2 separate regions of the Homo sapiens genome follow, and region 2 is linked to region 1. The links are chromatin loops, found by intact Hi-C in ENCODE. Cell type or tissue: GM12878. All regions are shown on one strand. Each heading gives the region's core, and the rest is flanking DNA. Links, peaks and the distances in the headings are about the cores only.

Region 1 (15,900 bases), core at 4,316-12,315:
CCCGCCACCACGCCCGGCTAATTTTTTTTTTTTGTATTTTTAGTAGAGACGGGGTTTCACTGTGTTAGCCATGATGGTCTTGATCTCCTGACCTCGTGATCCGCCCGCCTCGGCCTCCCAAAGTACTGGGATTACAGGCGTGAGCCACCGCGCCTGGCCCCGAATAGCTCTACTTTCTAAGCCACCATCTACATCAGGCCCGTGGTTCCCTAGCCGCTCTTTCAACTGTGAAACCCATACCCATATCAGTTTGCCAATTCCTGAGTTCCTTCCCATCAGAGAAAGCAAATTGTTAACAGGCTCAGTGTCACCAATGAATGTGGTCTGGAATTAGTTGTGATGGTATCAGCCCATATTCCTTCATTTTTGGGTACTTATTGTATGCCAGGCACTGGGATATGGACTTTACAAGTTCTTAAAAGACCCCGTGGGGTTCTTTAATGGAGGATGCAGCGTTGTAGAGACACTAATTTGCACAAGGCCACACTGTGACTAAGTGTCAGAGCTGAGATTTAAACCCAAGACTTCCAATTTCAAAGTCCAAGCTTTAGCAATTATGTCAATTCCCTCTGTAGGTCCAGTCTACATTTCTGATGTATTAAAAGTACTTTATCTGCCTTGGCTTTCTAGACTCCCTAAATCTAGCCAGATGAGCTTCCTTTAAGAACCCTAGTCCAAACTAGTAGCATACAGCAGGTGCCACATCCCACTTATGGTTTCCTAGCTGCTTATCCCATTTCTCTGGATTCCCCCAGCTAGTGACATGCATATGTATCTTGTTTGCCCCCACAGTTCTGTGCACAACCTCATTTTTCCCTATTATGACCTAATTTTACCTCTTCATTTAAGCAGTTCCTTCAGAATGCTTTGGGTTTAGCTCTCCCAAAGTACCCAGCCTTAGGGACCACCTCTGTACCTGATTTCTTATGGCCTGTCTAAAGCCTGCTTAGAGGGCTAGGCTGCAACCTTAGCCAATTTTTTTTACCAGTCCCCATACCCAGGGATACCACTAGCATTGGCATTGTTGCCAATGGCCAAGTCATAGCACAGCTCCCACCTGAACTCCATAGCTGGGTTTTGCTCATTTGGTGAATTTCCTTGTGTGTGTAATTAGCCAGAATCAAGGTCAGCCTCTGGAAATACGGCGGTGCAGCCTACTGGTCTCCCCCTTCTTAAGGTGCAGCCCTTCACTTGGGTGAGTTTTCTGGGCTCTGAATCTTTTCCTCTTCTGGACAGCGCCACTAAGGTCCTAGAATGCTTGTGAGCTGGGACCAAGCCCACAAGATGACAGGATTAAGGAGTTTCAATACATCTGGTGTCGTGATAGGGTCATTGCTACCAGCAATATTGCAAGAAAAGCCTCTTGAAAACAAACTTATTCTAGGGAAAGTCAAGCATACAAGTCAGTTCTGAAAAAGTTGTCTCAGGAGAAGACATGAGTAAATTTTGCTGTTGTTGTTCAGCCCCCTTTTGTCTGGCTTCTGTTGGGGGAAGACTAGAAAATCTCAACCAAATCAAACAAAATAAGCAAATTACACCTTTCCAAACTCCTATAACCTAGTGAGCTGTTTTTCAGCCAAAAATTGTATAAAACAAAATGTGAGAAAAGAAAGATTTTTCCATAATTCAGAAAAGCATTGACCCAGTGGGATTTTGTTGAGAGGAAGGTGGTAGAGACTCAGTCATCAACACCGGAGACAGTAACGGTGGTTTAATAACTGTTGAGCATAATGCTAGCTTGGCTGGTTCCAGTGCTGGTGCCAGCCCCATTTCCATGGGCAGAAGCAGCAGTGTCCTTGTTATGAGACCTGGTGGGCTCCCAGGCAGTACCAGGGGTTTAGAAGGTACCAACAACTCCAGTAGTATCAACAGGAAGTAGTGGTTACAATCCTATCTGAACAGAGAAGATTGTAAGTGAATTCAATTGTCCTGAGACATAAGGATCTAATTTGAATTAAATTGAATTGAAACCAAAGATGAGAACTGTCCTAATGAAAACTGTAATGTGAAGTGACATTTCGATCACAAAAATGACAGCTGATATGAGACAGGCCATTGAAACAGACCCCAAATTAAGAACATGAAAAGACAGAGTGAAACATTAGATAATATCTCTCTGTGAATCTGAAAATGGGACTTTATTACAGGAAGTACCTAAGGGCTCTGAACTAAGAAGCTTGTCAAAAATGGAAGTGATTCTTATTACATGATTTAATCTTATTATGTACTTAATATTGTTAAATTTACATTTAAAATTTTATTTAAAAAGCACAAAAATCTCAGGATTTTGTTGACTATTTATTGCTTACCACAGCTTTGCAAATATATGAAGATTCATCATGCTCTGCTGGTTTAGAATCTGATTTTGTTGACTGTTGCTTAGCACAGCTTTACAAATATATGAAAAATTATCACGCGCTGCCAGTTTACAATCTGATTAGCTTCTTTCTGTAAAGAGGACATTCTATTTTTTTTTTACTTCCTCTCTCGGCTTTAAGAACAAGTATGTTAAAGAAATAAAGCAGTATGAATGTGACTATACTGCCTTTCAGGAGATTGGGCCAGTAGCATGGAAAAATGAAAGGGTCCATTTGGGCAACAACTACTATTTATTGAGTGCTTAAGCACTAGCTCTATCCTAAGAGCTTTGCATACCTTATCTCATTCATGCCTCACCTTAACCCTCTGTGATAGATATTACAATTACAGTTTCACAGTGAGGTAACTGAGTCTGAAAAAGGCCAAATAATAAAGGTAGTAAATGGCAGAGCCAGAATCTGCCACCATGCTTTTATGGATTAAAATGTATGCTCTTAAGTGCTATGCCCAGAATGGTAAATTATTGTGCTTTGAATGGTAACTCCACTACAGCACCTTTCTAGAAAGGATTCTTAGTCCAGAAATGAATTCTGAACAGTCCAGACTTCACAGGAGAGTGTGTTAAGATTCACCGTCAAGTAGACCTTGAGGGGAAAGGTGGCAAATGGTGCGTGGCATGTGTGACATGTAGATTGTTATTTACTGAGAGGGGCTCATTAGAAACAATCAAGAAGCAAAGGCTACAGTGAAGGCACCATTCAGAAGGTAAGACAAGGACTGTCATATTTTTCGATGAGGTGGCAAGATAGGAAATTACTATAGGGCCAAAATTACTCTACCTGATGAAGTAAAGTGGAGGATGTTTGGAGTCTGTTACTTCAAATTAATATTCATTACATGTATTCATCATTCAACAAACATTTATTGAGCACCGGGCATTTGTGCTGAGCCCTAAGAAAACAAAGTTATGCTCAGCGCTGTGGCTCACGCCTGTAATCCCAGCACTTTGGAAGGCCAAGGCGGATGGATCACCTGAGGTTAGGAGTTCGAGACCAGCCTGGTCAACATGGTGAAACCTCGTCTCTACTAAAAATACAAAAATTAGCTGGGTGTAGTGGTGGGTGCCTGTAGTCCCAGCTACTTGGGAGGCTGAGGCAGGAGAATCACTTGAACCTGGGAGGTGGAGGTTGCTGTGAGCCGAGATCATGCCACTGCCCTCCAGCCTGGGTGACAGAGCCAGACTCCCTCTCAAAAAACAAACAAACAAAACACAAAGATAAATAATGCACATTCTATTCTTGAAGGGCTCAGTGTGGTCAAAAGAAGACTATAGAATCAAGGATGAAGAGAAGGAACACAGAATAAAAGGACGTCTCAGCAGGAAGCTCTGTGACTACTATGTGTGAGTGTGTGTGTCCATAATTCCATCTACCCAAATCACGGAATAGGAATGATAAAAGTTATAACAAAAATTCGATAAGGGTGAAATTGGAAAGATTCCTAGGATATATGTGATGCACTGGGTTATAAAATAAAATTCCATTAAAAAGCCTAGGATTGTCTCCCACTGACAGTACAGCAAGCAGAAGCCAACCAGAAGAAGAAACTTGCCTTATTAATTCATAGCTCTGGTAAAATTCCCCTGTGAGGCAACCAATGCCCCATCCCATGTCTGTGCACGGTTATTCTACCTCTGCAATTTGGGACTCAAATCTCTGGTCATCTCTGTAATTTCAATTCCTAGAAAGAGCTCCTAAACTGATCATTGTGTTCCTAGTAATTAGAAGAGTAACTGTGACACAGAAAGGGTTAACAAATAAGAATTATAAATGATGCTTTTGTGTAAACTTTATTTATTCAAGTGCAATACACATGTTGTTATCCCAATTTTTGTTTTTAAGCTAAATGCTTAACAATCTGATACACTAGAAAATTATAAGATTCATGATTTTAATGGACATATTTAGAATAACTTAACTAGTTAAATTTATAGTCACCATTTAAATGCTTAGGAAAATCTATTATACTACATTTATAAAGCTTATTTTTAAGATATTGAAATGCTTAACATCATTTCACCTAAATGTATAAGATTTTATTTGTTAGCATTATAAGAGTTACATGATTGAGAACAATTTTGTTTAACACCTGCATTAGATGTTTGGAGTGTTTAATATAATCACATTTTAAATTTGTGATTTTAGCTTGAAATATTCACAGAAATGTAGTTAATCAATTGCTTAAACAATGCTTAAAAATTTAGGAGAATTTTACTCACTAGATTTATATCTTTTTTCTCATTTAAAAATATTTAAGAGAATTTGATTAAACGTAAAATTGGTGTTTAAAAGTTTAGGAAAATTTAATCTGTCAAATTAATAAGCTAATGAGAATTTAGCAAAGAACAAGTGAAAAAAGTGTTTTTATTTCAAAACAGAATTATTAGATCTATAATCATTATAACAGTTAACATTATGTAGAATTTGGTATGTACTATTATAAGAATATTAGATATATTATTAATCCTTACCACAATCCTCTGAGGCAGGTACTTTTATTCCTGTTCTACAGATGAGAAAATCAAGGTACAGACAAGTTAGTGACTGCTTCGTCAAGTGTGTTAGTTTCTTAGGGTTGCCATAATGACGTATCACAAACTGGATGGCTGAAAATAACAGAACTTTATTGTCTCACAGTTCTAGAGGCTAGAAGTCTGAAGTCAAGGTACCAGTGGGCCCATGCTTTCTCTGAAAGCTCTTGGGGAGAAGTCTTCCCTGCCTCTTCCTAGCTCTTAGTGGTTGCCAGCAATCCTTCGCTTATAGCTGCATCACTCCAATTCCTGCCTCCATTGTCACATGGCAGTCTCCTGTATGTCCCTCTAGGTCTTTATATGGCTTTCCTATAAGGACACTAGTCATGGGATTTGGTGCCTACCCTGATCCAGCATAAGCTCATCTTAACATGCCTGCAAAGACCTTATTTCCAAATAAGGTGACATTCTGAGGTTCTAGGTAGATGTAAATTTTGGGAGGACACTATTCAAACCAGTACCCCACCAATATCCAGCACATTGGTAAACCCAATGTCAGTTCTTAATCTTCATTTTATTTACATCTTATTTGTCACATCTGGGCATTCCCTCTTCCTGGAAACAATTTCTTTCTTGCCTTCTAGGATACCAAACCCTCTTGGTTTTCTTACTACTTCAATGACTTGCTCCTTCTCAGTCTATCGGTTTCTCTTCTTTTCTTTACCTTTAAATAGAATGTCCCAGTTCTTAGTCCTGGGACCTCTTCTCTTTACCATTTACATCTCATCCATTTTTACAGCCTGATCTTTCTCTGGAACTCTAGATTCCTGCATCTAACTGCTATTTTATGTTTTCCTATGGATATCCAATAGTTGCTTCAAACCTATTAGGTCTAACTCCTGATCATCCCACATAGGTGCTCTACCTGCAGTCTTCCTGAGCTCACTTAATGGCAGCTCTATCTTTCCACGGTCAACCTTGGAATCATCCTTTACTTTTCTCTCTCATACCCTACAGAAAACCCTATTGGGTCTCCCTTCAAAATATACCCAGAATGTAACCATTTCTCACCATGTTCCTTGCTTCTACACTGTCCAAGCCTCTGTTATTGCCATCTAGATTATAGCAGTAGACTCCTAATGGGTATTCTCACGTCCAACCTTGTCATTATCTAGTCTATTCTCAACACAGCAGCAGAGAGATCAGTGATAACTTTGGATCATGTCACATCTCTCTTAAAAATTGCCATGTTGGCGAATGAGCCAAAGTACTTTTGAAGCTCTACTGGGTTCCAGTTACCTGAGCTCTGCCCGCTGTTACCTTTCTGATCTCATCCCCTACTTCTCTCTCTTTTTTCTCTCCTGCATCCCCCACATTACTCTCCTCACTATCCTCGTGTGAACCTCCTTAAGGCCTTTGTATTGGCCGTTCCCTTAGCGTGTATTTCTGCATGGCCACAGGGCTTGCTCCCTCACCTCCTTCAAGTGTTTGCTCAAATATTGCAATTGTTTGTGAGCCCTACAATTACCTCCATTAAAATTAACCCCCTGTAAAAAGTAAACAATCTATGTCACACTTCTGATCCCCATTGCTTGCTCTATTAAATTAAATTAATTAATTAATTTTTTTGAGATGGAGTCTCACTCTTGTTGCCCAGGCTGGAGTGCAGTAGCATGATCTCGGCTCACTGCAACCTCTGCCTCCCAGGTTCAAGTGACTCTCCTGCCTCAGCCTTTTGAGTGGCTGGGATTACAGGCGACCGCCACCATGCCCGGCTAATTTTTGTACTTTTAGTAGAGAAGGGGTTTTGCCATGTTGGTCAGTCTAGTCTCGAACTCCTGACCTCAGGTGATCCGCCCATCACAGCCTCCCAAAGCGCTGGGATTACAGGTGTGCGCCACCGCACCCGGCCCTATTTTATTCTTCATAGCATTTACCTTCACTATAACATAATACATCTGTGTCTCCCACTAGTCAAGTTTCACTAGAGCAAAGATTTTTGACTATTTTGTCCCTAAAAATGTATCTTCAGCACCTATAGTAGGTATTCAATCAATATTTGTTGAACAAATAAATACATCCTTGAAACTCCCATTTCCTTATGCAAAGTGATTGTTTCAAAGGAAGCTTGATTGATTCTTACTTGAACAGAATTCTTACAATACAGCAAATGATGCCATACAGTGAAGCACCTTGAAAGATTGCTGGGATAAGCTGACAGCATGGCAGCCAAAATAGTGACCCCAGGCTTGCAGGAATTCTGTGCTTTCTGGAGGAAATGGTCATGGGTTTCCCAACCTGCCTTTTAAACTAAGGTAAGTCTCTTATAAAGACCTTTATGAGAACTGTTTGAGCCCTCATGACACTGCAAATCCATCTGAGATGATGACTGGGACCTTCACTGCCACTGTCTTCATTCTCATGGGTGTTGCCTGGCTCTTTGGCATTCAGAGCTAGCTCTCAGTTGCTTTGGTGCATTAATAGAACCACTATGCCTGTAGATTTGAAGAAAAATTGACATGGAGAATTTATCTAAGAAATCAGTAAGTAAAACTTGTAAAAATCATTTTACAAGTTGTAAGATAGAAGAAATTGAAATTCTGTCCAACAAGAACTTATTCAATGCTGACTTTGTGCCAGGCATTTTGCCAGGTGCTTGTTATACAATGATGAATAACACTTAGGCCCATTCTCAAGGAGCAGTGGGAGGTGCTGGGGATGACACACACACAGATAATATCAAGTGGCACCAAATGCTATGTCAGGGGCAGGCACAGGGTGCTAGGAGAGGATAGCACAGACGAGAAGCATTTAGCTCATACCACAGGATCTTCAGAATGCTTCCTGAAGAAGCTGACAACTGATTAGATGCTAAAAAGACAGGCTGGATCTAGGCAGGAAAAGAGGGGTTGAAAGGACAGCACAAGAAAAAGTTAAAGCAGAAGCAAGGGCATGGGGGTGAATAGAAAGCACTGTGTGAACCACCAGCCATTAGGTGTGGCCCCAACATAAAGTATAAGGAGGAGATGGAGGCAGGGTCGCAGAGGACCTTGAATGCCAAGGTAGGGAACTCGATCTTGATCTTGTTCAGAATGAAGGGCAGTTATTGAAGGATTTTTAAGTGGGAGAGTTACATGCTCAGATTTGTACTTTAGTACTTGAAGGAGTGTAGAGGTTGGATTGAAAACAAATAAGAGAGTCAGAAAACCAGAATTGAGTGATAGTATGGGATCAGCTGAAGCACCCCTCTTGCCTTGACAGATCTCACTGAGCCTGGCCCTGTGGAATTACTGGTGAGTGAGGATGGGAAGGAGGTCGTTGCCTTTAGCACTTGAGAACTCTAGGTGGCTGGTCCCAAAACAGGACGGGGCTGTTTAAATTTAGCATTTCCTGAATAGGGACCAATGGAGTTCTGAAAAAATAAGTCAAAAATATAAATACCAAAGAGATAATGAATGAAGAGTCATATATTTATCACCCACTCTCAACTGACCCTAAACTTTAGTGAACAATAAAATGGACATTAGATCTGTTCACCTGTGAACTTGATTTCAGGATATCACCATTACCACTTATGGAGGGTGGCCATTTTCTGGCTAAAGAGCAAGATCCCAAGGTCCTCTAGCTCTCATTTGCCTGACATGGGGAAGACACTGGAGGGAGGTGTAACCAGCCTGCTGCATGTGCAGGCAGCTTGCCTCTCTCCTCTGGGTGCCTCCACCCACTGTGAGGAGCTGTGTGCAGACTGTACCTTGTTTTAATCCTCCCTTGAGTACTTACACACTGACCAGCCCCCTCCTGCCTCCTGACTATTGCATACTGGAAACTTCTCCATGATCAGAGAGCAAAAGCTCAATTGCCATGTTTAGTAAAAGGTCTGCAGTAAGTCCAAATCAACTAAAAATAGTCAATTTAGTGGGTACTGACAGACCCTATGCCCCAGACCTAAAGAGTTCACATCAGGAGAGAAGACAGATGTATCCAACTAACTACAAAATAAAAATGAGAGGTGGTAAGTGGTAAATGTATAATCAAATACAATCTAAATACAATCAAACTATTAAGGGAGTACTTCATTCCAAATGGGGCATTGCTCACTAGAAACTTCATGGAGGAGGTGGCACCTAAAATGAACCCTGAGGATTATGTAGGACTTTTAGACAGTGGGTGACTTCCTTCTTGGGCACCTGCTGGGATCAGCCCCATCTGACTGGATGGTGATACTTGCTTTAGCAGACATGACCCAGGGAAAGGCCATTTTTGCCCAGAATTTACACAGGTCACAAAGAGCAGCTGTAGAATGCATAGCCTATTGTGATACCATGAGGGACTAAGTACCAACCCCATGAAGTCCTCAAGCAGGGGCCTTCACCCCTTTCCCAGGACCTTCACGTTCTCCTTTCTTTCTCCAATGGTGATTTACAGATGTGTTTTTCTGTATTTGGGAAAAAGTCTCAGAATTAGCTTAAATGAGCCAGGGACAATGGCTCATGTCTAAATCCCAGAACTTTGGGAGGCCGAGGTGGGTGGATCACTTGGATCCAGGAGTACAGGACCAGCCTGGGCAACATGGTAAAACCCCATCTCTACAAAAAAAAAAAATACAAAAATTAACCAGGCGTGGTGGCGGGTGCCTGTAGTCCCAGCTACTTGGGAGGCTGAGGTAGGAGAATCGCTTGAGCCCAGGAGGCAGAGGCTGCAGTGAGCCGAGATGGCGCCACTGCAGTCCAGCCTGGATGACAGAGCAAGAATCTGTCTCAAAAAAAAAAAAAAAAATAGCTTAAACATTGGAATGTTGTATGGAATATACACATCTAATAGGTTGAATAGAACTTCATTTTGAAAAGTCAATTAAATGTGTGCTAATTTTAGAAAATGTATTGTCTTGCAGCTTGCTTTTTTTTTCTCAGTGAAAGAGACAGAAACAAAGGCCCTTAAATGTGTTTGAAAAGAGGATACAAGATAAGAAACTTTCTTTTATCCTTAAAGGTTTAGAGGCTTTTATTGATATGTTATTAATAATATTAAGATTTTTGGCACTATTCCAACTATTAGCTTTTCATCTCAAAGATACTCACAATGTCAAAACAAATAAAACCTATTAGCTGAATTCGTTTTCTCTCATCTGTGTATCTGCTGTCCTCTATACACTGTGGCTGATAGTAGGCCACGGCATGTATCTCTCAGCCATGCTGTTAGCATTGGGCCTTTGTGTGACTTAGAAACAGAAGCCTCCTCCAGGCAAACTCACCACTTGGTGAGTGGAGAGAAAGCTGACTTTGAGCTGACTTTAGCTTCACACATCTCCTCATCCTGGCACCCTAGTGAAGAAACCACCTGCAAGACAGTGTGTTGGGGTGCTGGGGAAACAGCTCTTTGGGGAGGTATCAGGGGCCTTAGGTTATTAAAGGTAATGCCCAGGTCCAATCTCAGAATGAGAGGCTGTGTTATTCTGCATAACAATGTAAAATGTGTTCCCCGTAGGCAGTTTCCTATTGGCAGAGACAATTATGATATTAGATGGATGTTTCTTTCCCTGGCTATAGAATTTTTAATTTCAGTTACTCGCATTGTCTTCACTCGTGTTATCCCCAGCCCTTAGGAAATCTTCATTAAATGCTATAGTCTGGCATTTGCATGCTTTGGGGGAATGGGGAAAGGGACTGTGTCCGTGCTTGGGATAGGATGTGGGGATAGGGCAGGGAGAAGATGGTGGCTGGGAGAAGCAGCTGAAGGCCTCTAAAGATGGCTGTAGAGAAGCCTGGAGTGCAGCAGAGAGCGGAAATGGTAAGCATCATCTGGAATCATGAGATGCAAAAAAGACCATTCCTCAGGCCACTGCAGAGACAAATGGGAGGAAGACATCAACTAAGGGCTAGAGAGAAAGGGTGGGGACTCAGGGTATTTGAGTATTAAAATGAAGGGTGATTCTGGGAGCTGGAGGCTTGGACTCTCATCAAGGGCTGGAAATCAGGTAGGTAGCAAGGAAAGGAAAGAAAAGTGACTGGGGAGCAGCAATGTCAGAAAAGGGGCGACTCACCTGGACTTAGGGATTGGTATCCTGCCCTGTGGGGAAGCTGAGCCCTCTTGGCCAGCTGGGAGCCTCTGGCCTGTCAAACAAGAGGAGACCACAGAGGGTGCCTGCTGAAGGAGACTGGGCTTAAGGCCTCTTCCCTGGTGCTCCTGAGGAGGGCGACTGAGATCTGAACTTAGGGGCCATGCCCTCTGCGCCCTGGCCTGACTCCCTTTCGGCCTCCTCTCCTACAACTCTACCTCTCGTTGCTCATGGTCCTGGCCACACCTGCCTCCTCTCTACTTCTGGACAGGCCACGCTGGTCCTTGCTCCAGAGATGCATGCTGGCCATCTGCTCTGTGATGGAAATGCACTTCTCAGGCCTCTGCTTGGCTGTCTGCTTCTGGTCAGTCAGGGAAAGTGTCATTTTCTCAGGGCCTTCCCCAGCCACCCAGCACAAAGGAGTGCCCCATCACTGCTGTCACATCTTGCCTTTGTATTTGCATCGTCCAGCTTGTGATGACCTATTTTCTGTTCAACTGTATGCAATTTGCCTGTCTCCCTCCACCAGAATGCAACCTCCACGGCACAGGGGTCCCCACTCACTGCCTTGCTCAACACCTTATTCCCAGTGTTGGGAATAGCATGTGGCATATGGCGGGGCTCAGTAAACACTGGCTGAATGAATGTGTGCATGCTAGAGACCAGGACAACTGAAGATGGTCATGGGAACTGATGATAGATAAGCCAATGGCTGGCTCCTAGGGGTTACAGAAACACTTTGGAGTATCTTCCCAGCTTGTACTGACAGTACCCACTCCTCCCCATAGTGGGCACGCCACCATGCCTGGCTAATTTTTGTTATATTTGTAAAGACGGAGGTCTCAGTATGTCTCCCAGGCTGGTCTAGAACTCCTGAGCTCAAGCAATCCATCCGCCTTAGGCACCCAAAGTGCTGGGATTACAGGCATGAGCCACGGTGCCCGGCCTCATTTTATTCTTTAAAGGAGTTTCAGGGCCGGGCGCGGTGGCTCACACCTGTAATCCCAGCACTTTGGGAGGCCGAGGCAGGGGGATCATCTCAGGTCGGGAGTTCGGGAGCAGCCTGACCAACATGAAGAAACCCCGTCTCTACTAAAAATACAAAATTAGCTGGGCGTGGTGGTGCATGACTGTAATCCCAGCTACTCGGGAGGCTGAGGCAGGAGAATCATTTGAACCCAGGAGGCGGAGGTTGTGGTGAGCCGAGATCGCATCATTGCACTCCAGCCTACGCAACAAGAGCAAAACCTCACCTCATAAAAAGGAGTTTGGGTTAGGTTTTCTGTTCCTAGAAGCCCAAAGCATTCTACTTGACTCAGGGTGTGATAACTGTCCCGTTCAAAGCTCTCTGGGCAACTGGCTCCATTGCTATCTTGTATGGAATTTATGTTCTGCTCTAAGGACCAGTCTCTCTGAAAGGAGTATGGGTAAGGCAAAAATAAAAACAAAAGCACTCTGGAAGGGAAGGGGACGTTCAGAGCTGTCCTAATGGACAGACCAGGAGCAACATGTGGAAACCCCAGTGAGATCATTTTGACCGTATAGAAGCAAAACTTTGTCAAAAATTAGAACTTCTTCAGAGCAGCCTCTCAAGACATTGCACAAGAGGATGAGAGAAGATTGCCTTTGAAATGGCCCCAACTTACGTACCTACACCTCTGTGGGAAAGAAGCAGTGGACAGAGTCAGAGAGCAGCTTTTCTGAGTGAGGAGAACTGCAGGGAACAGAATCAGGAGTGAGAAGGCCTCTGGGAGCCAGGACATTCTTATCTAATACTTGAGGCCAATGTGGCAACAAGCAGAAGTGCTTGTGAGTAGATTTTCTACATGTTAATTACTTAAGATTACTATACTTTTGATTTATTTTACACTTGAATTTGATTTCTTATCATTGTTTGTTTTTCCTCAGTGTGTGTGTGTGTGTGTGTGTGTGTGTGTTTTAAATATAAACCTCTATTAATGCTGTCAGTTCTGTCTTACTTAGTGACCCTTGATTGCTCATTCACATTTTAAAATTAACCACTGGGTATTTTGTGTATTTTTTCTCTGCTTTTGTGTGTGCAGACTAATTTTCTAGCTATCTCTTTCTCTAGAGTTGGAATCCAACCAGCAGCAATGTCAGATTTGTTGTTGTCGGTCATGAGGTACATGCTAGTCCCTTGCAAGGAACAGTTTCAGGCACAGCTGGATCCAGAGGTTCAGACAGTGTCATCAGGACTCATTATCACCTTCTCTACTTCTCAAGTATGCTTTCTTTTGTTTCACTCCATCCCGGAGTGCACTCTATTATTTTGATGGTGAGATAGCAGCCAACAACCCCACATTTGCATCCTCACAGCTTCAAGTCCAGTGGAAAGATGTGACTTTTCCGGATAGTTCCAACAAAATTCCTGGGCCTAAATTGGGTCACACACTCACCCCGAACCAATCCCTGAATGTGATGATTGGGCTTAAGCCTGGGGAGATGCAAAGACATTCCTGGAGCTGAGGATGTGGATGCCTCTACCCAAACCACATGGTTAGAGGGGGAAGAGGGGTGAGTCCTCAAAGGAAAATGTGGTTCTTTTATCTGAAGAGGAGAAGAAAAGCTGCATAAGCAAAGTCATACATTTTCACTTCAGGCCTTTTCAAGCTAAGATAGCGAGGGAAATTATGTTCTGCTTTGGGGGAGTAAAATCTTTGCAAATACAACATTTAGTCTTAACAGAATGCAACATTTAAAAACACATCTGTGGGAAAACCACACAGAACACAGCATGCCTTCTAAAGTAAAAAAGAGTATTCCATTAGCTTTCAGAGTTTTAAAAACAAAGGGCTTTCTGTTAATAAATTTTAGTGCATATTATTCAGTGCATGTCCTATGTCCTACTGGGTTTAGAAATTATGGTTATTTTGAAGCATTTGATTAGGTGGGGAGGAAACATCAGAAGCAAAACAACTGAAAGTACATTAGCAAAAAACCTACATCACAAATCATTTGGGAATGTGAAGTCATAAAGGATGATGAATCGGTGCCAGCAGGATGGAAACAAAAGAATTTTCTTAAAAATTCTAAGGCATTGTTCTAGTTTTAATTGTTAAGTGAGCTGAATAATAACAGCTGAGAAAGAAAAGTCTTTTAAAACCAGCATTACTGTGTGATCCCGACACTGACCATGTCAGAAACTGATTGTGCTCTGACTGGTATAGCTGTGTCTTCAAAGCCGCTTGACCAGCACAGATGTGAGGTTGAGAGGTTTGCTGACATGTGTCGGCATGTGTAAAACTTTTTCCAGGGAGAGGGCAAGAGAAGGAAAAGAAAAGTTAAACTGGAATTCCAGTAGGTTGTGAGATTCATCTTGATGATAAAATAATGAAGAGAGAAAGCCTTTCCTAACAGGTGGAGAGAAGTAAGTCCGCATTTGGACCCAAATAAGCTTGGTAGCTATGTCCAACAGGCAGAGATGGAGGAACACTGTGAGTTTAAATCTGTATTTTGTCAGCTTTTCTTACAATAACAACTCCAAATCTTAGTTGCTTACAACAATACACACTAATTTCTTGCTGATGAGTTTGTGGTTGGCTGCAGCTCTGCCAGACAGGTAGAAATCTACTTCTGCGTCTTCTTGTTCCAGGACCGAGCTGAAGAAGCCCCCGTCTTCCAGCGCATGTTATTCCCATGACAGATGCTAAAAGTTCAAGGGGGTGAGTAGAAACATGTGGAACTGGCATGTTGTCATCCTTTCATATTCTATTGATTGAAGCAAATCCCAGGCCCGAGTCCTAAGTCATTGGAGTCAAGACCCTGACAAGAGTGTGCTGGGGCATATAACCATGAAGAAATAATACCATCTACCTTAATCTGATAGCTCGGCCAGTTATTTGCCTCATGATGTTGGATAAATTAGTTAAGCCTCAGCTTCTTTTATCTGGGGAGACAAAACTGTTTACTTCACAGGGTGAGAGTTAAACTGGGGATGCCTGTACAGCACTGAGCACAGTGGTCTGGATAGAGTAGAAAATGTAACATTGGATTATTATTCATCGGAGGGATCATATTACAGGCAAAGCATGCCTGCTTGGGAGGCGGGCAATGACTGGCATCGGGGAGAAGGCAGACAGGAGTTGAGAAGTTAGCTGGGCACAGGGGAGGGGGTGGTAGTTGGGCAGGCAGGAGAGGGTTTAAGGTGGTGGGAAGAGCAGGGGCCCACCAGACCCAATGCTCACAAACACTGGGGAATGGACGAATAAATGGGTACATGAGGAGAGACAGTTCAGGCCCTCTCTCAAACAACTCTAGGAGAACAGCTGGTCTGAGGATGGCTGTGGCTTTATTTTCTAGGATAGCCTGGTCACCTTGCTTCCTGTGGGTGAAGCAGACTTTGCCCCTTGAGATCAAACCTGGCAGGCTGTGCTTTCCACACCCCCAGTCCAGTTGCTTTTCTTGTCCCTACTGTCATCATATCCTGCCCTGTACTTCCCCTTCTCCAAACCAGCCCCCACTTCCACTGTCTCCAGCCTTCCTCTGGTGCTCCACACCTACCTCCCCTACATCCTTAATCCTTCATGTAAACTTTCTATCCACTTTCTCACTTCAACTGAATCCTGGTTCTCTTTTGAAGTCACAACACTTTCTTTGTAGCACTCTCAAGAGGCCACTTAGTCCCTCACATTCCATGCATCTATGCACCTCAGGGTGGCCTGGCAAGGTTGTCGCTTTTGCTCCATTTTTTTTTTTTTTTTTTTTTTTTTTTTGAGGTGGAGTCTCACTCTGTTGCCCAGGCTGGCTCACTGCAACTGTTGCCTCCTGGGTTCAAGCAATTCTCGTGCCTCAGCCTCCTGAGTAGCTGGGATTATAGGCATCCACCACCATGCCCGGTTAATTTTTGTATTTTTAGTAGAGACAGGGTTTTGCCATGTTGTCTAGGCTGGTCTCAAACTCCTGATTTCAAGTGATCCGCCCACCTTGGCCTCCCAAAGCGCTGGGATTACAGGTGTGAGCCACCATGCCTGACCTC
Region 2 (15,900 bases), core at 3,015-11,014, 100 kb before region 1:
ATGGGAACTATTTTTTAACCTATCCTTTAAAACTCTATTTTGGTGAACAGTGGATACCCTAAATACCCTGACTGACTTGATCACTATGTGTTATATACATGTAAGGAAATTTCACATGTACCCCACAATTTGTACAAATAAAAAACTTTAAAATTCTGTTTTGTGGTATTTTTATAATTTAGGTATATTAGTGAAATACTGGCCAGGTGCAGTGGCTCACGCTTATAATCCTAGCACTTTTGGGAGGCCGAGGTGGGTGGATTGTTTGAGCCAAGATTTCAAGACCAACCTGGACAACATAGGGAAACCCCATCTCCACACACACAAAATTTTTTTTTTAATTAGCCAGGTGTGGCTCGCACTTCTGCAGAGGTGGTACACTTCTGGGAGCAAGAGTTGGGAGAATTCCCTTGAGCCTGGGAGGTCGAGGCTGCAGTGAGCCATGATCAAGCCACACTGCACTCCAGCCTGGGTGACAGAGCAAGACCCTGTCTCAAAAATAAAATGCTGCATGTGAATATGTATATGGGAAATGCATTCTTTGTCCAGATACAGGATATAGAATCAAAAGTTTAGAGACCATACAGAGGAATACGAATAAACTAATTTTCAAAAGTTTAGCCTTTTTACCAAAGAAATGCAAAAATAAGAAAACATTGCCTCCTAAGAAATTTGTCAAGCTTTTTTTTAAATCAATGAGGTAACCAGTCTTTTGTTTGTGGTAAGAAACAAGGGGTAGTGGGATCTAGCCGAGGGTAGAGACACCAGCCAGGGATTAGAACTCAATAAGCAGTACATGTAATTCGAGGGTGTGTGTGTGTGTGTGTGAAATCTTAAATGTTTGCCCTTCTCTGGCCCTGGATTTCCTCAGGAGAGGCCAACTGTGGACCATGGAAGGGCAGAGGGCATAGCTTAAGTCGCTTGACTGGGCTCTATACTCCTTGATAAGAAGGGCCACCCTGCAGCGTTGGCCAAAGTGGGATGGAAGAAAAGGCTGGAAGGTATACAGATGACTCAACAGCCCCAGTCAGCAGTGGCACTCCATGGGCTGCACCATTACATTCCCCAGTGGTTCCCAATCAGGCCACGGGACTACTCACCAAGCTCTCTTCAAACCATTCCTTTATGTAGGCAGCTGTTGGGCCAGGGATCTGGCTCAGGAGGGCTGCTCTCTCCTGAGGAAGCTCCAGCATCTCCAAGGCCAGCCTCAAGTCCTCGATGAGATGGAGCACCGGGAAGGGGTTCATGTAGGAGGCCGGGGAAGCCAGTCCAGGCTCACAAGTACCATCACTAAGATCTGCACCTGTTTTAGTGCCTGCAATGAGAGAGAGGTGAAAACTCAGTAAGAAGGGTGGACACCCTGAGCAAGGTACTAGTAAAGAGCAAAGGTGGTGAAGAAACGGTGAAAGGGACAGATAAGAAGCTGGGGGTGAGCTGGGCATGGCGGTGCACGCCTGTAGTCTCAGCTACTTGGGAGGCTGAAGCGGGAGGATCACTTGAGTCTAGGAGTTCCAGGCTGTAGTGCACAATATCTGGCTTGCGAATAGTCACTACTCTCCAGCCTGGGCAACAGAGTGAGACCCCATCTTTAAATAAAGAAACCTGGAAGGCCACCTGGACCCCAGCTGAATCACTCACAATGTAAACTTTCCAGAAATCATCTTTATCTAATCTCGGGCTGGACAGTGTAAAAATAGGCATACAGAGGTGGATGACTGTACCCTTTGGGACTGATGTATGAAGCTCACACACTTAGACAACTGGGAAAGCACAGCCAGTCCTCACTAGGGACCATAAACTACGTTTAGACAGTAAGATCTCATTCTTCAGCTTTTAGAATTTTTTTCTTTATATTAAAGTCATAGATTACACAGTTGGCCACCAGAGATTCTTCCATTCCTGTGTGTGCATTCCACTCCTCTGATAAAGGGATGGATCTTGACTCTGGGCTGGCCTGGTGACTTTCTCTGATCAACAGAAAGCAGTGGAAGTGACTCTGTACCAGCTCTGGGCCTGGGCCTTAAGAGGTCTAACAGGTTCCACTCTTTCTCTCTTTGACCCTAAACTGCCATGTAACAAAGCCCAGTTACCTGGCTAGAAAGACAGCCCCACCTTTCTTGGCCCTCCCAGCTGTGGTGACAGACATGTGAATGAAGCCATCTGGGATCTTCCAAGCCCCCATGAGCCACCCCGACTGACACCAAGTGGAACAGGGAGGAGACACACCTGCAGAGTGCTACTCAAATCATGAAATTACAAAGAAACGATGGTAGTTTTAAGCCACTATGTTTGGGTTGGCTTATCCCACAGCACTAGATGACAATTACTGTATTCATTTTGGTGAGGGTTTAGTGAACTGGAATCTTTCTGGATCTTCCCAGTTAGAAGATCTTTATATCCCCTATATATCTCTATATGCTCTTAAATTTGCATTATTATTATGTATATCCATACCTCATCTCCTTATTGTGGGCTGTGGAGTCTGAGAGAGAGTCCATATTACATTTAACTGAGTTCCCAGCATCATGCACTCTACCCAGTAGACACTGAAAAGGAATCTGACAAAATGCCCGCACATATACCTGAATGAGTATCTAGAGAGAGAGTGCTTCAATGTCCTCAGAGATCTGGTATATTGGGTCAGCTCTTTCTAATTTGATATGCCCCAAATTCAACTGTTCCACTATTCTTTTTTTTTTTTTGAGACGGAGTCTTGCTCTGTCACCCAGGCTGGAGTGCAGTGGTGCAATCTCGGCTCACTGCAAGCTCCGCCTCCCAGGTTCATGCCATTCTCCTGCCTCAGCCTCCCGAGTAGCTGGGACTGCAGGTGCCCGCCACCACGCCTGGCTAATTTTTTGTATTTTTTAGTAGAGATGGGGTTTCACTGTGTTAGCCAGGATGGTCTCAATCTCCTGACCTCATGATCCACCCAAATTGGCCTACCAAAGTGCTGGGATTACAGGCGTGAGCCACTGCGCCTGGCCTGTTCCACCATTCTTACACCTATTTAACAACAGCAGCAGCAGCAAAAGTCTCCTTTCCGTAAGTTCAGTGATACATTTTTCAAATCAAAACTGGGGCAACAGTCTAACAAAGGAAGTCTGTGCTCCTTTCAGCAGTAAGAAACACTTTAGAAAATATGGTTTAGGTGGTGGAATTTCTAGGGCATTTGCATTATTTATAAGGCCAACCAGATGAAAGATTTGAAATTAGGACTCTACTGGAAAATGTGAGCTTGGGGCCACCGCATCCATGGTATGCTGCAGGCCTGACATCCAATTCCAGGTCCCTTTACTCTTCTCAGAGCCAACCTCCTCCTTGCCAGGCAGAAATCCACACAGATGGAAACAATTACCATTTGATTGCCAGTTTGCTTTCTGAAAATGCATGATACAGGGAATCATGGATCACCATCCACAAACAAGTCAGAGGCTCTGGGGAGCCAGGAAACTGCCCAATTACCCACCACTGTGATGTGTGCTCAGCACTTTCTGGCTCCTACAAATCCAATTAAGAGTGGACTTAGAACAGCCACAGCCAAACTTCAGGGAAGAAAACGGACAGAAGCAGAGCAAGACCTCCAATCTCCAAACCATTGCTAAGTAATCCCTCTCCATTCTGTACACATGAATTTTAAACACGTAGCCATCCAGTTTAAGTATTTCATAAATGTGGGAAGAGTGAGTCAGGCTAAAAGGTGGATGGAAGATCTGGGTTTTCATTAACTTTATATCACTGTGTGGCCTTGGAAAAGTCTCTTCCTTTCTCTGTGACCCTCTCTGCCCTAAAGCTTTGGGATTCTTTCCTACTATTCAGAGTATGCGTGTGTACATGTATGTGAGTACATGTATATCTGTGCCAAGTTTTACAGGCATATGTGTGTGTGCGTGTATATATATATATATATATATATATATATATATATATATATATATATAAAACTTTAATTTCTATTTCTTTGAAACTTATATTTCTTTTATTACTTTAACAAAACCAATAGTCAATAAATACTAGATGAGGGAAGTGAAAAGATAAATATTTTGTCCCTGAGCTAGTTGTAATGACAGTGACAGAAAAGCCTCAGATGACAAACGCCACTTGACTTTAAATTTAAGAATCAGATAAGGTTACAGGGCAGAAAACTAAGGGAAGAAGAAACTTCCAGATGCCACCATGGGGCTTTGGGATGTAAATGACAAAATGATATTGAATAAACATCTATACAAAGGGAGATACAATTCTAAATTTCCTCTCAGAGGAAGAGTTTGATAACCAGCCTCCAAGAAGCCGTCAGTGACCCATTCCTCTTAATATTCGTAATTTGTGGATATTATATCACGGTTGCTCTGTGTCACCAGTAGAATATGACAGAAATGATAGGATATGACAGGAATGTCACTTCCAAGGCTAGGTTATAAAGAGCACTGTGACTCCTTCTGCTTTATTGTATCAGGCCACTCACTCTGGGGGAAGGCTGCTGCCATGTTATAAGGACACTCAATCATCCCTATGGAAAAGTCCATATAGTGAGGAAATATGGCTACCTGTCAGCAGACATCAAGGAACTAAGCCCTTCTACCAATGGCCATATGAGTGAGCCACTGTGGAAGGGATCCTCCAGCCCAGGTGTTCCCAGCCCTAGCCACAGACTGGTACCAGTCCATGGCCTGTTAGGAACTGGGCTGCACAGCAGGAGGTGAGCAGTGGGCCAATGAGCATTACGCCTGAGCTCCGCCTCCTGTCAGATCACTGGTGGCGTTAGATTCTCATAGGTGTGTGAACCCTATTGTGAACTGTGCATGCGAGGGATCTAGGTTGCTCACTCCTTATCAGAATCTAACAAATGCCTGGTGATCTGAGGTAGAACAGTTTCATCCTGAAACTTTCCCCCGACTCCCCAGGTCCATGGAAAAACTGTCTTCGACAAAACTGTTCCCTGGTGCCAAAAAGGTTAGGGACTGCTGCTCCAGCCCCAGAAAAGCCTTCAGATGACTGTAGCCCCAGCTAATATCTTAACTATAACTCTTTAAGAGACCTAAGCCAGAACCACCCAACTAAACCGCTCCTGAATTCCTGGCAGATAGAAACAGATGATAAATGTTTATTATTGTATGATGTTATGTTTGGGGTAATTTATGTTACACAGTAAAATAACTAACCAATAAAAATAGCTGAGAATATTCTGAGAAGTACAATCAAGAGGCACTTGCCATACACTGCTAAAATATGTGGCTAGAATTACCCTCACAGAAAAAAATAAGATCTTTATTATACACCATACACAAAAATAAAATTTAGACAGACAAAGATTACACACTTAAAAAACTGAACTAGAAATACAAAGAGAAGATAGGTCAAAACTGAGTGAGAGGAAGATTTTATAGGCACAAGAGCAATTGAGCAAGACATAAAAGAACAATAAACCTGACTACATAAAATTAACTTCTGGAATATTAAAAACAAAATTAAAAGACAAATTATAGCCTGAAAAACCTACTTGTAGGCCAGGCATGGTGGCTCACGCCTGTAATCCTAGTACTTTGGGAGGCCGAGGCAGGCAGACCACCCGAGGTCAGGAGTTCGAGACCGGCCTGGCCAACATGGCAAAACCCCTTCTCTACTAAAAATACAAAAATTAGCCAAGCATGGTGGCAGGCCCCTGTAACCCCAGCTACTTAAGGCTGAGGCAGAAAAATCGCTTGAACCTGGGAGGCAGAGGTTGCAGTGAGCTGAGATTGTGCCATTGCACTCCAGCCTGGGCAACAAGAACAAAACTCTGTCTCAAAACAAACAAACAAACCTACTCGTATCAATTACAACAAAAGCTCAGTATAGCCTTCATACAAAAAGAGACCTTATCTATCAATAAGAAAAAGTCCCCAAGCCACTTCTCACACACAAAATAGGCACAAGGTTCTTATATGGGCAGTTCTGGAATTAAAAAACAGAAGTAAAATTTAAAAATATGGAAAGAAAATGTTTTTGCATTGGTAAATAGAACATTTAAAAATGATATTCAATTTTCACCTACGTAAATTGTTGAAAATGCAAATGCAATGATAATTAATGTTGGCAAGCTCATATGCTGTTCATAAGGGTACCCTCATACACTGTTAATAGACACAAAGACTGGCCTAATCTTTCTGAAAAGCAATTTGGCAAGATACAGGAAAAATATTCATGCCTTTTGACCTAGCAAGTCCAATTCTAGAAAGTTAAGCTAAGGAAATATAACCAGACACGTAGTCAAAGATTAATATATAAGAATAATCTCAGCAGCATCTTAATTTTCAAAAAGTAGGGGAAAAATCCCCCCAAATTGGTGAATGTTTAAATAACTTCTGAAAGAAAGAATATGATTCATATAGCTGTATAAAAAACAATTATCTAAAGACTCAGTAACATGGGGAAATACTTGCCTTATTCAGTAAAACAATTATATGTATATGGTATATATATATACAGAGAAATACCCAAATGTTGACAATATTAATTTTCATTACTTTTATAACAATTTGTTTTAAACTTTAAATTTGTTGACTCTAAGTGAGAGATTCAAGTTTGACATTTAGTTTGCACAGGGACTCTAGGTTCTCTTGTTCTTTCAAAGTCCCCACAGGATGCTAGACAATATGGAAGAATTCAGGCCTTTATTTGGGCAGGAAATTAAGTGAGTAAACCCAGACAGGTTTCTTCCTTGTGCTGTTGATTAGCTTTCCCTCGCTCTATAATTGCATTAGTGAAAGGGGGAAAAACCTGGTAGTATTTTCACAGAACAATCATTTCAGAAAATCTCAGAGCAGGCCTCTTGGTAAGCTAGCCATGTGCTGCTTAAGGGGGAACCTTCTGGAAACAGGACATACTCAACTGCCAGGAGTCCCCCTTACCCACAATGAACAAACAGAAAAGCTGAAAAAGATAACACTCTTATTTTATTTTATTTTTTAACATGGAGCCAAGCTTGAAAGACAGTAAAAACCTTGGGTACCAGAAACAAAGAGTGAACTCAACAGTGAAATTAATTCAAGCTGACTCTAGAGTAGCCCAGGGGCAAAATACCCAGATATAGGGAGGAACCGAGATTGGGGCTTGAGGTTTTAATGCCTCCAGTGAAAGCAGTAAGTTGAAAGTGAGACCCCTATAGAAAGAAAGTACCCCAAAGTATTGCCTATTTCATAAATGGATCTGAGAAAATTCACCCAACGGCAGGGAAGCTTGCAGTATGCTAAGTAACCCCCTAGGTGTTTATAATACCACACATATACACCCTCCCTCACCCCCCAGTGAGACATCAAGCCTACAGGCCTCTGCATACCACTGGTATAGTGCCAAATTTCTACTATGCACTGACTACCGAAATCCCAAACCAGAAATCAACACACATGCACACAAAATGGTCCAGAATAGTGCAACACCTAAAGCCCAGCATTAGCAATTGCAAAATCTCCCAGGAGGCTCATTTCCACACTCCACACACATTTCCCACAATTACCTCCTGTAAAAAAATTACAACCACAGTGGGAAACAAATCAAAATAGAAAACAAATAAAAAAAATGTGTGCCCTAAAACCTGGAATTAACAGGAAAATTTAGAAGACACCATAAACCACTAATGCTGGATATGCCTAAATATAAGGCAAGATTTGCCCCCCAGATTTCTCAGAAAAGGGTAATTCAACTTACAGTCAAGCCTAAAGTTTCTCTTTGGGGAATTCTATTTATTTCATTTTGAGCAACAAAGCAGTATTTAGAGTAGCACAAATATTTTCAACTTTCAATGCACATTGAAGTCACCTGAGCGGTTTTACAAACTCCAGATGCCTGGGCCCTCCTCCAGGGATTCTAATTTAATTGGTCTGAGGTGTGACCTGGGGTAATAAAAAGTTTCCCAGGTGATACTAAAATGATGCTTAAGCTGAAACCATGGCACTAGCAGATCACCTCAATGAAGTCTAGCTTTGATGGTTATAGAGGTCACCTGAGAATTTTTATTTTAAGGAGCAAAACCAAAATTTAATGAAGATTTAATAATTATTTTTGAGGATAAGACCACATACAATGCAAGTGTTATAGGATTTCATTGAAAGCCTTTTTTTCTTTCTTTTTTTTTTTTTGAGACAGAGTTGCTCTGTTACCCAGGCTGGAGTGCAGTGGCGTGATCTCAGCTCACTGCAACCTCCGCCTCCCAGGTTCCAGCAATTCTCCTGCCTCAGCCTCCCGAGTAGGTGGGAGTACAGGCACGCGCCACCACGCCTGGCTAATTTTTGTATTTTTTTAGTAGAGACGGGGTTTTGCCATATTGCCCAGGCTGGTCTCGAACTCCTGACCTCGTGATCTGCCTGCCTCAGCCTCCCAAAGTGCTGGGATATAGGCGTGAGCCACCGCAGCCAGCTGAAAGCCTTTTAATGATCGCTTTCGAAAGCACATAGGGATGTCTGTGGTAGTGACTGGGGTTGTTCAGATATTTTGTTCTCCTCTACTTGCATTCATAGTAGGCTCACAGTTCTGTCCCTTGAAGTCACTCATGGTCACATAACTTCCTTTGGCCAATAAACAGAAACCATGTGTATCACTGTGGGAGAAAGTCTAAGAGCCAGTACACAATTCCTCATATCTCTTCCACCTGCCCTGACTTCTGGCAATAGTGGAGACTCAATCAGTCTGTGTTCAAGTGAAGATGACAAGGACCAGAGCTCTTGGCAGATCTCAGGGAACTTGCAATGTGTACAAGAAATAAACCTTTGTGTTTCAAACTACTGACATTTGAGTAGTTTCTCACTGCAATATAACTTAGCCTATCTTCATTCATGCAAAATATATATTTTGTACAATTAAGACATATAGACAAGATAAACTTTTAAAGTCTAACCTTTTACCACGTAAATGGAGTTCTTTGGCATGAGATGAAATAGCTGATGACAGCATCATATGTGAATTTTTAAAGTGTTGTATTTAAAACAAATTCCAAGTAAGGATGGCATGTTCTAAAACCTTGCCACTTAAAAGAGGGGTCCACAGGAGTAGCAATAGCAAAACCTGAGAGTTCATTAGAAATACAGTCTCGGATCCCATCCCAGACCTACAAATATGAATCTGCATCCCCAAATGCTCTACAACTGCTCTAGAATGCTAGGATTATTCAAAAAGAGCGCTCAAAATGATAGAAACAAAGATAAATATAAAAAGCTTGAATAAAATTATTTCATCAGATGTGCCAGTGATGGGAATGGTGGTGGGCACCTGTAATCCCAATTACTCAGGAGGCTGAGAATTGCTTGAACCCAGGAGATGGAGGTTTCAGTGAGCCAAGATTATGCCACTGTACTCCAGCCTGGGCAACAGAGCAAGACTCTGTCTCAAAAAAAAAAAAAAAAAAAAGTGCCAATGAGACAAGAAGTTCATAAATTAACATATTATTTTGAATTATTGAAAGCCTTTTACTTAGTGCTTAAACACGTAACTAAATCAATACACTAATATGAGTAAATATTTTGTCTATTTGGGAATATTTGGGCATATGTCATATGTTTTACATAATTAAAGGAGAAAAGGAAGAAATAAAAACCTTAAAGAAAAGGAAAGCATGATTTTAAAAAATAGGAAAATCTGAAAAAAAAAATACAAACCAAAATAAAGAATGCAGCCAAGCAAATTAATTAAGTGAACAGGTTAAATAGCAGATGAGAGAATTATTGGAGAGGAAGATAGATTTGAAGAATGCTGCAAACAGAGACACAAGTGAAAAATATAAAAGAGGAGTTAGGAAGCATGGAATTAAAAAAGGAGGACAAGGTCCAACACAATTCTTCAGGAATTCCAGAAGAATACAGAGGATGAAGCAGAGACAACAAAGAAAATGGCTATGAATTTTTCAGAATGGAAAACTTGAGTCCTCTCAGCTTAAAGACACTCACTGAGTCCCAAGAATGATACATCAAAACAAATCCACCCAAGAAACAACACAGTGAAACTGAAGAACACCAAAGATAAATAAGAAGTTTAAAAACAACCAGAGACAGAAGACAGATACAGATTGCCAGACTTCTCATTAGCAATAAATCCCTGTGACCACAAAATAATACCTATGGATAGTGACCAACCTACAAGCCTGTACAAGATAAACTATCATTCAAGATTATGAACATTTAAGGACATTTTTCAAATGACGACTAATACAATCTATTACTGACAGACTATCAAATTTTAAGGAAGAAAACTATCATGCAAAAAAAGCAGGATGAAAGAATCAACTATGACTGGAGAGGTTGTTAAAACTGTTAAACAAAATGCTATCAACTGAAAAAACAATAATTTGGAGAATACAAAGATACTAGAATACTGAACGAAAATAATGTGGAAGATGGGGCAGTGATGAGAATTAAAGCATTCTAAGAGTCAAGTATTATTTATTTTATTTTTTGAGACAGAGTCTGGCTCTGTCACCCAGGCTGGAGTGCAGTGGCACGATCATTGCAAGCTCCACCTCCTGGGTTCATGCCATTCTCCTGCCTCAGCCTCCCGAGTAGCTGGGACTACAAGTGCCCGCCACCACACCCGGCTAATTTTTTGTACTTTTAGTAGAGACGGGGTTTCACTGTGTTAGCCAGGATGGTCTCAATCTCCTGACCTCGTGATTCGCCCGCCTCGGCCTCCCAAAGTGCTGGGATTACAAGCGTTAGCCACTGCACCTGGCCGTCTTATAAAGAAATTTAATCGTAGTTTAAATTTTTTTCCACACAGAACACACCAGGCCAAATGCTTTTATATGTTAATTCTATCAAACATTAAAGAATAATTCTAATCTAACAAAGTACTTTAGATAAAATATAATGGCCAACTTGATGATAACAAAATGGAAAGCCTCAGTAAAATGGACACATTTCTAGAAAAACTTAACTTGCCAAGACTCAATTAAAAAATTAAAACCTGTCCACACCATTAAAAGAAAAAAATCTTCAAACAAGAATACACGAGGCCCACACAGTTTTGCAGCTCAGTTCCTATACCTACAACTATAGTAAATATTTAAGGAACACATAGTTCCAGCCTTATCCAAACTCTTTCAGAGAATGGAAAACGAGGCACAGTTCCATAAAGGACTGGGAGATGGGGTCTACCAGTGAGGGAAAAATGGAATGAGGGCTGTCAAACAGCGGGTGCCCCAGTAGCTGTTTTGACCTCTTCATACAAAGGGCAGTCTTTGATAGCTCTGCCCCTTAGACACTCCTAAGACCCCCACTCCAACTCTTCTGAACAAAGTCCTAGCAGGGCTCTCACAACCTGCAATGGGAAACAGCGAGTCCGATACTGATGAATGCTATATGCTGCTGCACCTCAGAGAAGCCGGGGACAAGATCAGTCAAGGACTGTTCAGAGTATGGACTCAACAGTCCTCAGCACCACAGCTGACTTCATTCACAAGCCAACGTGAACAATCTCGGTCTTGATCAGAACTTTCTCTGCCCCTGCACAATCTTTTGTTGTTTTCTTTTTACAAACCCAGACGCTAATCAGAGTTGGCAGAAAGGCCCCAGCTGACAGGGCAACTTCTTTAACTGTCATAAAACAGACTCCTCTTAACTATTCCTCCTCAGTGAGTACTGCTTGTACATAACTGCATGAGTAACCTCATGCAGAGCCAAGAGGAGTAAGTGGCCTTCTGTGTCCTGACCACGTGGCTCTCTGGTCCCCTGCCAGAAGTGGCCTGACAAAGTAGCCACTGAACCTGTCAGTTCACAAATTAAGCTCCATGCAAAATTAGTGTCTGTGGCAGTTGCTCTAGGCCATCCAGAGGGAGGTAATTAAGCAATATAGAGTTCAATTTCAATTGTCAACAGTGTAATTCAATTACAGTGAATTTGCAAGCAGAATCACAGGGACTAATCAGGAGGAAGACTAGATCAAAGGTTAACATCCTACTGGAAACTATAATAATGGTCTTTCATATTAGAACCAAGTCATTATTGACAAAGATCCTAGAGTCTTTAACAGCCACCCTTTCCCAACTTTCTGATATAAAATACTGAGGTCCCAATCTAGTATAGACCCAATCTAGTCTAGTCTAGTCTAGTCTAGTCTAGTCACCTGGGATTCAGCCATTCAGATTTCAAGAATTCAACTTTACAAGGAGTTTCATTTAATAGTCCTGCTTACAAGGCATTTCTTTTTGCATTTACAAGAACCAATTTCTCTCTCTCACACCTCCCAACATTGACCACCTGAGACAAAGGCCATCGCACCGTGGCTCTGGAGGGGCATATTTACCACTTGCGCATTAGGATGTCCTCTCAGAGTACTCCTGGTCTGATTGTTTACAGGAGTGATAATCATCCCGCACTGTTTGCACTGTTTTAGTTGATGCAGGAGGAGACAGACTTTTTTTTGCACTAAAAGCTTAATTACATAAACATTGATATCACATGCCCAAAGTGCACTCTTTTTAGAAGGAGTTTTGGAAAGTAAACAGTAACCCAGCCTACTGTAATTAGTAAGAGGCAATTCCTTGTTACATAGTATATGATTACTAGTGATCACTGAATACAGTACATCCATTTTAGTAGGAATCTGTGTTGTTTCTGTGTAAGTGGTTACTATTTGGGAGGTCCAGGAAGCCCATAAAGGTTTTTTCCGTTGAAATACGTGGTAACTGTGAGAAAATACATTCTTTGGGTACTTGAGTACTTTGATGGAAAAGCAGTTGTGTTTTGGCAGTGGTGGTGGCACTACTTGACATCATGCAATCTAAAATTAATAAGAGAACATAAATAAAGAGAGGAAGATTTAAATGTTCACACAAAAATGTCATTTCTGCAAGATCTGTGGTGTGGTGCCAGTTTTCAAACTTCTTTAGCTGTGCCACCCTTAAGCAAAGGAACCCTTGCTTAGAAGAAATAACGTAAGAGAGACAAGAACAAAACCACTCTGGCTTAGGGATTGTGAGCAAGAGCAGAAAAGTATCCTTCCCTCAGTTAATTCTTTTCTCCTACAGACAGCCCCATGCATCAACATAAAAACCAGCCCAGGAATAAAAGGAGCCTGGAAGAGACTCAGATGGCCCTGGAATCAAATCTCAGCACTATGATCTTGGGGGGTAAAAATAATTTAATACTAATATCAATAAAACAAATAACTTACATCAATTAAGCACTTTCTAGGTGCCTTATCTGCATTAATTCAACCCTCACAATAATATGAGACAGGTACTATTATTACTGCTATTTTATCGATAAGTAAATTGAGGCTCAGAAGAATTAAGCAATTTGTCCAAAGATCCCACAGCCAGCACTAAATGGCTGAGCTGGGATTCAAACCCCTACAGTCCAACTCTGTAGTCCATGTTAATAACCACAAAAATTCTTAACCTCTTTGGCCCAATTTGGTTCAGCCATCCTAATGCCATCATAAAAATGAGGAAAAGTGTCCTCAGCAATCTTGAGAAAAAGTAACCTGAACAAGGCATTCAAAAGAATGATCATTCTTTTTATCAAGAATAGCATAGAAAACATGCCCTCCAGATACTCACTAGTAACCTCAGTGTTGAATAATCTGTCAAATAGCTCCTGTCAAATATCTGTGTGAGCCAGTTACTACTTCAGGGATGGTTCATGGGACATACAAACTACTAGTCTTCAAAAAAAATAATAATAATTTGTTATTCCAAAAGAATCAGTGAAACAAGGGTGAAAATAGAGAAAATAAATGAAGTTCAGTATGCAGCCAGATAGAAGATGTATACAGAAACCTATATGTATACCTCCTAACCAATGAAAAGGAGATCCTAGTCACAAAAGCAAATGAAAAAAAAACATCTAGCATGTATTAAATGCTTATTAACTAAAATGCCTAAAACCACCAATTATGGCACTGGAGATACAGTGGCAGAGCCTCTGTCCTTAAGAAACTTACATGCTGGTGCAGGAGGCAGACAATAAACAAAGAGGCAAATATGAATGTGATAGGTCAGGTGATAAGTGCTATAAAGAAGTATAAACAAGATACAAGAACAGAGTTATGTGGGAATGCATGATAGACACAGTCAGGGAAGGCCTTCCGGTACGGTAACATTTCAGCATAAGCCTAGATCTGGAGGAGGGCATTCCAGGAGAGGGGGGGGCAAGCTCATGGTTAAAGTGAGATACACCCTGGGAACGTAAAAGGGATGCATAAAGGGCCACGAAAGCCAAGCCATGCTAAGACCTTGCTGGCCGTGGTAAGGGCTTTAAACTTTATCCTGAGATGGGAAGCCATTGAGGAGTTTTGGAGAGAGGAGTGATATGACTTAATTTACATTTTCAGGTTTACTCTACAGCTCTGTGGGAAACAGTCTATAAGGGAGCAAGAACAGATGCAGAGAGCAATCAGAAGACCACGTATTAAATCTGCAGACCCTGGGCAAATCCAGCAATGGATGCACAAGCCTTATACAATGAAAACCACAAAACTCAGATGGGAGAAATAAGAGCTTTAATAAATAGAATACTACCCCGTCCCCAGAAAAGATTCAACATGATGAAGATTATTTTTAGTCCCTCATTAATCTATCAAGAGCTAACATTTTATAGTGCTTACTATGTGCCAGGCACTGTTCTAAGCACCTTACGCATGTCAACACAGGCAACTCTCTAAGATGGGTATTACTATTCTCATTTCTAATATGAGGAAACTGAGGCACAGACCATGTAAGTAACTTGTTGTAGAGCTAGGTTTTCAAACAAGTAGTCTGGCTACAGGTATTCCTCCCTACCAATCTGCAAAGAACCAATTTGCAAAGAATGCCTTCTCTCTACAAAACTCTCATACCTGTTCCAGACAGAAAAGCCCAGGAGCCCTTCTAGATAGAACCTTCCAAGATGGAGGACTAAGGAAATGGAAGGATAGAGCAGTTTGTACTGGAAGATCAGAAGATTAGGTCTCCTGGGTTTCACACAACCCACACTTAGGGCCCCTCTCTCCACACACATCCCAGATTCTCAACTGCAGATCCTGGGTCAAGGCAAGGCCTTAAGGATCCAGCCACATAATGTCTCTCAGAGACAAAATGAATTTTGCCAGAGGCTCTGTCATTTCAGGAATGCCTGTATGGAGAAATCAGGAGTCAGAAAGAGGTACTGACCCCACACAAGGCTACTTTTCTTTAGAAGTCTGATTCATCTCTCAAAAATTCAATATTGTGAAAGTGTCAGTTCTTCCCAACATGATCTAAGTTAAATGCAATTGCAATCAAAATCCCAGAAAGTTACTTTGTGATCAAAAAACTGACTCTAAATTTTATACGAAGAGGCAAAAGGTAGCCAACACAACACTGAAGAACAAAGTTGGAGGACTGACAGTACCCAACTTCAAGACTTACTAAAGCTACAGTAATCAACACAGTGTGGTATTGGTGAAAGAAAAAATAAATCCATGAAACAGAATACAGAGTTCAGAAATAGACCTGAATATATATCACAAAAATATAATCAAATGACCTTTGACAAAGCAGCAGAGATAATACGTAGAGAAAAGATAGTATTTTCATCCCTCCCTGACAACCATCAAAGAGGTCTGCCAGGGACTCGCTCAGTCTCCCCTTTGCTCTTTGGCTGAAGGCTCTGAAGTGATGACTGCCTCAGGCATTCTCAGGGAATGATCCTGTAGCTATTATCCCAATGCACGTGAGACCCCGAGGAGCTCACAGGTCAGTATCTCTAAAAGGATTGCTAGGAAATCCACTTTCTTGACTCTTTCTCCTCAATAAGGCATCAGAGACCCTAACCTAGAACAGGACATCTGTATTCCAGAGGGACAGAACTAATAGGAGATAGATATCTATAGATATCTATATCTATAGATATAGATATAAAGGGGAGTTTATTAAGTACTATTAACTCACACGACCACAAGGTCCCACAATAGGCCGTC

What was found. Hi-C counts contacts between places; a loop is a spot of excess contacts. Peaks named below come from ENCODE experiments on the same cell type or tissue, not always from the same donor. Only the 100,000 strongest peaks of a DNase experiment are listed, where the experiment ranks them.
Region 2: a loop joins it to region 1, with 2.2 times the contacts of the local background. A loop is called at or near these places in 2 of 110 quality-filtered maps.

Annotation. Positions count from the first base shown.
Region 1 is chr11:7,449,060-7,464,959 of GRCh38, reverse strand. All of the region lies in intron 6 of SYT9 (synaptotagmin 9), which reads right to left. SYT9-AS1 (SYT9 antisense RNA 1) reads left to right here. Exons shown (of 5, transcript NR_103855.1): 2 at 3,624-3,721; 3 at 7,001-7,164; 4 at 14,518-14,587. Among named protein-coding and RNA genes, the nearest start is that of SYT9-AS1, 8.8 kb to the left of the region's middle. RefSeq lists an enhancer at 12,885-13,396. In GM12878, for the core only: no CTCF peak of the experiment used is centred there; no DNase peak of the experiment used is centred there.
Region 2 is chr11:7,550,968-7,566,867 of GRCh38, reverse strand. PPFIBP2 (PPFIB scaffold protein 2) reads right to left here. Exons shown (of 24, transcript NM_003621.5): 3 at 1,101-1,315. Among named protein-coding and RNA genes, the nearest start is that of PPFIBP2, 45 kb to the right of the region's middle. RefSeq lists an enhancer at 3,226-3,727. In GM12878, for the core only: no CTCF peak of the experiment used is centred there; DNase peaks (open chromatin) are centred at 6,751, 7,097 and 7,277; H3K27ac peaks cover 1,179 bases.